Linked DNA regions of Mus musculus: region 1 is linked to region 2. Evidence: chromatin contacts called from ENCODE POLR2A ChIA-PET data. All regions are on one chromosome and are shown on one strand. The core of a region is the stretch at or near the end of the contact, and the rest is flanking DNA. Distances in the headings are between cores, read along the strand shown.

Evidence for each region. ChIA-PET counts read pairs that join two places held with the same protein, here RNA polymerase II (POLR2A).
Region 1: POLR2A ChIA-PET joins it to region 2 with 12 read pairs in Patski. The contact joins the promoter of Fnbp1l here to the promoter of Bcar3 in region 2. POLR2A ChIA-PET finds 5 or more read pairs at or near these places in 3 of 5 experiments (Patski and embryonic stem cell).

What each region holds. Positions count from the first base shown.
Region 1 is chr3:122,617,914-122,621,371 of GRCm38, forward strand. Fnbp1l (formin binding protein 1-like) reads right to left here and starts at 1,801. Exons shown (of 14, transcript NM_153118.3): 1 at 1,617-1,801. The coding sequence starts at 1,640.
Region 2 is chr3:122,418,269-122,421,617 of GRCm38, forward strand. Bcar3 (breast cancer anti-estrogen resistance 3) reads left to right here and starts at 1,489. Exons shown (of 12, transcript NM_013867.3): 1 at 1,489-1,915.

The sequences.
Region 1 (3,458 bases), core at 551-3,050, 200 kb after region 2:
TACGGCTTGCTGTCTAGTATGTGCGAGGTCCTGGGTTCAATCGCCAGGCACCAAAGAGATAAAAAATGTTGTAAATAGAAAATAAAACTATACCCATCTCCATTCACTGATGACACTGTAACCATCACAGAATGTACGTTTAAAAGGGAAAACCCTTAGTCCCAGCAACTGGAGAGAGTCAGGTGGATCTCTGAGTTTAAGGACAGCCTGGTCTATATTACGAGTTCCAGGCCAGCCATGTTTATAGTGAGACTGTCTCAAACAAACATAAAAGTAAATGGGAAAGGACCAATAATGCCTGAAATTCTAACTGATGTTACATGATTCGTTTACAAATGACGCTCACCATTATCAGAACAATCAAGTGGAGAGGCTCCTGAGGTATTTTGTCTTGATGGTTATGTTTGCAGACTGGGCAAACACTTCTGCAGAGTGCTACAGGACAGATTCCTGGGGCAGGGTTAAGTGGGTGACTAGATGAGCTTTTAAGTGTCACTTCTAAAATTCCCAATCTACAGCACGTGGAAAAGGAGAAAACATTCGGCCTCGCGACTAAACGATCTGTTTCGAATCCCAGTGAGCGTACATACTCGAAACTTGTCCCTCCTCTCCCGCTACAGAGATTCCCGGAGATTTTCGCAAACAAAGGCACGGAAAATATGCACAGGTGGGATAAAAAGGGGAGTGGCAGAGGCCAGGCGGCGCTCGCTCGAGACAGCGCCCCCACGCCGCCAATTTTCCCGGCCGCACCTGAGAAATCACTGCCATGCACACCTCCACCCTCAGGTGACGGCGTCCGGAGCGAATTCCTCGACCTATAACCCTCCGCCTGCACCTTGGTCGGACATTGGGTATTGTCTGCAGCCTCCAGCGCCCAGGAAAGGCACGGAAGAAAGAGAGAGAGAGAGAAAAAAGAGAGAGACAGACACACACACACATACACACACGAGAGAGAGAGAGAGAGAAAGAGAGAGAGAGAGAGAGAGAGAGAGAGAGAGAGAGAGGAGAGAGAATAAAGAACGAGAGGGAAATCAAGCGATCGGCAAGCCGCGCGCTCCTTTCGCCAAAATGAGCGTCCCTTCCTCGATCCCACTACCTAATTCGGGTCACAAAAGCAGACCCGCCAGCCCAGAGAGGCTGCAACCGGAGCTGGCCGGCGCGGAGTCGCGGGCGCCCTAGGTCCCGAGCAAGGAGGCAGCAAGAGAGGGAAATGGGCGTGTGGGTTGGGCCTGGCTGGCCCCAGGCCGGGCTGGGAACAAAGCCGCCCGGCTCCCCCTACCTGGAGCTGGGGCGTCGCCCAGGCGCGCGGCGCGGGGATCCGAGCGGCGCCCCTTCGGGACAATGGCTCCCTCCCCCGCCGTCGGGCGCGCGGTACAAAGGCGCGGCGCCCGGCCGGGCACCCGTCCGCAAAGTCAGGCAGAGGCTGGAGAGGGGACGGCAGCGGCCGTCCAGGGCTGCGGCCCGGGCCCCTCGGAGGGAGCCCCAGGCAGCCGCCCCGTCGCCTCCCCGCCCGCAGCCGAGCGGGCTCTCGCGGCACAAAGAGGCGCCGGAGTCCGCGGCGCGCCAAGCCCGGGGCTCCCGCCGACGGCGCGAGCCGCTCTGCTCCCCACACTCACCCACAGCTCGGTGCCCCAGCTCATGGCGGAACCTGAGGCGACTGGCGCCGGCCGGCTGCTCCCGCTGTCCTCTCTCGTCCCGACTTTCCCCTCCTCAGCGTCTGCCTCGAAAGCTGCCGCCACCACCACCGGGTTCCCCAGTGAGTGAGAGAGACACGACTGAAGCGAGCCGCCGCCGCGTCCCCGCCTCCCGGCAGCGGGGAGGGAGGGAGGGAAGGAGGGAGGGAGGGGGCCGGGGCCGAGGGGAGGCGGGACGGCGGGGAGGGGGCGGGCCGCGGTGCACCCTGGGATCGGGGCGGGCCCGCACTCGCGCGCGCGGGGGCCGGCGGGGGTCTCCTCCGAACAGCTCGCCCGGGGCGGGGATCCTCGGACCCTCGGCGGCGTCCGCTCCGGCCTCCGGGCTCAGCAAAAGCCGCACTCAGACTCCCGCTCCAAGATGGAGAGCCAGGGAGGACGCCCACGGTCCCTGCCTTGCTCGGAGACCCCCCCCCTCAAAGGAGGCGACCCCACACGTCAGCGTTCTTTGCGGAGCCCTGACAAAGAAACCACGTCCAGACGTTGGAGCAGAGGGGTGTGTGCGTGTGTTTAGTTAAAAAAAATCTGCCTTCGTAAGGTAACTTCTCCGTCCAGGCTTGGCGCTTCAGCCTGGGATCCCCGGGAACCACAGACCTGTAGAGGTCAAACGTCCAATGTGAATGCAACGTGTCACACGACGTGTCTGGTTTTTGTTTTTGTTTTTAATAAAGCATTTTGATTTTATTGTAAGTTCTTTCGGGAAACCTTTTTTTCTTTTTTTTAAGAGGCAAGCGATCCCGTAATCTTTTGGGGACGTTGCCATGGTAAAAGATAAGACTTGGTGGAAAGCGAACCCGACTGACACCTGCAGGAGGTGAGACGCTGCTGAGCTTGCCTGAATTCTAGGCTCGTGGCTACCTCCAGGGACCGGTCTCTCCCTCCTCACAGCCCTTCAACAACCTGTTCAGAGCCTGAGGCGTCTCTTGCCTCCGATAGGAATCTTGGCTGCAGACGACCTCTTGCTTTTAGCTGTGCTGAGTTATTTCCCAGCCTGCCTCCACTGGCAGTCAGCAAGTTTGGCTGGTGCTACTAGATACCGCGTACAGTCTGCTCACTAACTCCCCAGCATATGCTTTAGTATTAATTGCTTGTCGCTTAAAACACACACATTTTCACTCTAGAACCAGTAGAGTACTCTTCAGTGAGTCATGACAACTGAATGCTTCAAGGTCCCCCCACCAACGGACGTCTTATCAGCCTTGAAACTCCTCCCTACGGGACCGGGACCGGGACCAACACAGGTGTTCCAGCTTCTTCCGCCCCAGCCTTCCTGTTTACCTAGTTCTGCTCCCCATTGAAGTCCAGGCAAATAGCCAGAGCTCTCCAGGCAGTCTAACCACCACTCACCAAATTCTTTGCTATCCTTTTCTGAGGTAGGCTGAGCAAATGAATACTCTCTTCTAATTAGGTTAAGGCCGGTCTTTTTTTTTTTTTTTTTTTTTTTTAATGTTCTTTGAAAGTCGCTGAAGCCAAGTGTGATGACGCACACCTGTAATTTTAGTGCTCCGGAGGGGAGAGGCGTAACTACAGGAGTCAGAGGCTAGCCTGGGTTACAGAGTGTGCAGTGGTTGGAGGGTGGGGGTGGGGTGTTGGTAAGAGAGAATATCTTCCTAAGAAATAACTTCTTTCCACCATTTTTCTGGATTTCTCTATTTCAAAAAGGCCTGTCTCTGTCAAAGTATGTCTTCTAACAGTCACCTCTCCGGTCTCACTCTCACTCTCTAGATAGTATGAAGTTACTGTAGCAATGTCTCCTTTAGAGCTATT
Region 2 (3,349 bases), core at 239-2,738:
TGCTTTCCTTGGCCCATCCAGTTGCCTGTCTGTGGTGGTTAATTTTGTCAGTCTGAACACTCTAGAACAGTGGCTGGTTCTCCCGCTTTAACACAGTGGCTGTGGTGACCCCCTCCCCCCAGCCATAAAATTGTTTTTGTTGCTACTTCATAACTGTAATGTTGCTGCTGTTATGAATCATGATGCAAATACCTGGTATTTACATCATATCTGTATATATAGGATATCTGATATGTGACCTCTGTGAAAGAGTCTTTAGGCCCCCTCACCCCCACCCCCCAAGGGGGTTGTAACCCACTTACCTGCCGGGGGCATGGTGGCACATGCCTTTAATCCCAGCACTCGGGAGGCAGAGGCAGGAGGATTTCTGAGTTCAAGAACAGCCTGGTCTACAAAGTGAGCTCCAGGACAGCCAGGGCTACAAGAGAAACCCTGTCTTGAAAAACCAAAAAAAAAAAAAAAAAAAAAAGCCACTGACCTAGAGTCCCCTGGGAAGAGGGAACCTATCACCTCCATCGGATTGGCCTGTGGGCATGTGGGCATGTGGGAGAGGTATTTTCTTGATTAACGTTTGATGTGGGAAGGCTCGACCCACTGTGGGTGGTGCCAGCCCTGGGCAGGTGGGCCCGGATTGCATAAAGAAGCTGAGGAAACCTTGGAGAGCAAGCCAGTGAGCTCTGTCCCTTCACTGCCTCTGCTTGAGTTCCTGCCTTGGCTTCGCCCAATGATGCCTTGTAACAAACAAACACTTCTGAAGCTGCTCTCGATCATAGCGTTCATCTCAGCAACAGAGAAGCAAAGCAGGACACTGTGTAAATAAAAATACCTGGGCTGTTCCCTGTGGAGCCTTCTGTCTTATCCATCTGATCCGAAGGTGTTCCTTACATAGTTTCTATACATTTCCTTTATCGGCTGCATGAATTGCGTAGAGGAGCTCTTAATGACAATTACGTTAACAAGCGGGTTTCCTTTGGCGTTAGTGCTTCGTGTATTTAATTAAGGAATCTTTACAGCCCTTTTTTTTTATTGTTTGTTGTTTGGTTTTGCTTTTGGTTTCTGTTTGATAATTTCTTTAGTGTTACCGTTTTACCTTTTATATGTAGATCTGAAGTCCTCAGGATTTGATTTGGGGTGTGGGGTGGGGTGGGCATCATGATTCTATGACCTGGTATCATATATTGAACTGTGTGCTGTACTCCCACCGTTACCACAGCAATCTTTGGCATAAACCAAGCCACCAGATAGTGCAGAGATGACTTTATAACTAGGTTTTGATAAACAGCATATGTAGGTTCACGAAGCCATCTAGTTCTGCGTGCACGTGTGAGAGTGATTGATTTGCCTGTTCCCGGCTCGCTCGCTGTGGTTACCTTGGTCTTTGTCCCATGAAAGCCTTTTAAATTGAAAGCCAGCCAGGTGTCTGCAGAGCGGGCGGATCTGCTGCGTAATTAAATAACGCCGGGAAGGGGGAGGAGTGGATTAGGCGAGGCTGTCCGGTTGAGTGAGGTTCAGTAAGGAAGAGGTTGAGCTACACTTGAAGTCTAGCTTCTCGGGGGAAGATAAGGGGGAGTCAAAACTCTCAAATCCGGGCGGAGGAGAGCCAGACGAGGTCACCGAATGTAAAAGTCGCCGGGGTTCGGCTCAGCCCGGCGAATCGGCTGGGCGGGGTGGGGCCGCGAAGCCGCAAATCACCAGTTGAGGGCCAGAGAGCGCGCTGCCGGCTCAGAGCTGAGCCTGCAGCCGCCCGGCCAGGCAGCAGCCGGAGCGGGACAGCCGTGCACACCCGCCAGCCGCACCAGCCTCTTGGCGGACGCCCGCGGACCATGAGCCGCCCGAGCTCCGAGAGCAGCTGCGGTGAGGTGAGAGCAGCCCGGCGCTGAACCGCAATCCCGGACTCCGAACGCGGCGCGGGGAGGTGAGTGTGTCCCGTGCGTTCCTGTTCAGCCTCCTGAGCTCCCTCGGTCGGACTGAAACAGGACTGAGAAGTTCTTTAGAGTAAAGTTAGGCATGGGGAAGAGCGCAACCCCCGTCTGTTTGTACCCCCGAGCCCCCGCAAACTAGACATGGGAGTGGGAGTGGGGGTGACCAAAGTGTGTGTGGCGGGGGAGGGAGGGTGAGACTTGTGCCCTCGGGGGTCCTCGGATCCCGGGACTCTCGGGAGTGGAGCGTGGTGATGTGCCTCGAGCATCCCCATCTACTCTTGGGCTCCGGGGCGGAATCTTCCCGGGTGCTGGTTTCTGGACCCCTCCGAACCCTCCTGCTAGTCCAGTTCGGTTTTGCCCAAGGCCGCTCTAAGCTGGGTAGACGAGCTGGCCCAGACGCCTCTGCTGGAAGCCCGAGGCTTTCCTCCACTAATCTCTTGGGAAGTTTGCAAAGAAAGTGAAGGAGCCTGCCCAGTAACTGTTGACAACATCTCCCTCCCCTCGCCTTCCCTTTGTTGAGAAAGAATGAATAGTTGGTTGTGTGCTTCCCCCTGAGTCGGAGAGGGGAAAGCAAAAGGAGGGAGGGACGGGTCGCAGCCCATCTTCCTTTACTCGCTTAGCCTGTGGCCACTTAAAAACTTTAATCAGGTGTAGACTCTTTTTGAAGGGCAGGTGGCAAAGGCAGCGAGCCGGTGATGTGGGGCAGCGCGTCACAGGACTAAGGTTTAACGGTTGTTTGAGGCAAGGTGAAAGGGGGAGTAGCCCGAGTCTAGTTTTTTTTTTTTTTTTCAGTTTTTGTTTTTGTGTTTTGTTTTTCCCTACAGCAGTTAGGGATGGAAAGTAGAGCCCGGAGTTCAGAGAGTCTTTTAAACCTTGACTCTTATCTCCCAAGGTTCCACAGACCTCTCTATGGCAAGTACGTTGGCCCAGGGAAGGTCAGTTTGGAAGCTGATTATCTAATTCTGTGTGGTCCCCCCGCTTCCCCGGGGGGAGGCGAGATCCTGAAGGGGGCTTCGTCACTCTTCGGGAGGCCCACTGGCTAAGCCGTTTGCCCACCCGCGAGTGTGCCAGGAAGCCTCCCCAGTATAAAGAAAACAGTTTACCACGCCAAACACCAACTCACTCACAAGTGCTGTTCAAAAGATCTCAGTTCCTATTGATAAAGGACTGCTTTGTCAGATGGGTACTACTCTTAAGAACCTTACCCGGGCAATCCTTCACTTTATTGCTTGAAATACAATCCGTGGAAGAATTATTCATACTTCAATCGGTTGGCTAGACTTCATAAGGTTACTTCAAAAGGACACCCTAGGTCCCTAAAGCCAAGCACAAGTTCTAAGTGGATAAGCCAATTTTATCTGTGGAATAGTTTCCTCTGCCCTCACTGTCTGATTTTGCAAAGAAGATGAGAGAAGTATAGGTTTGAA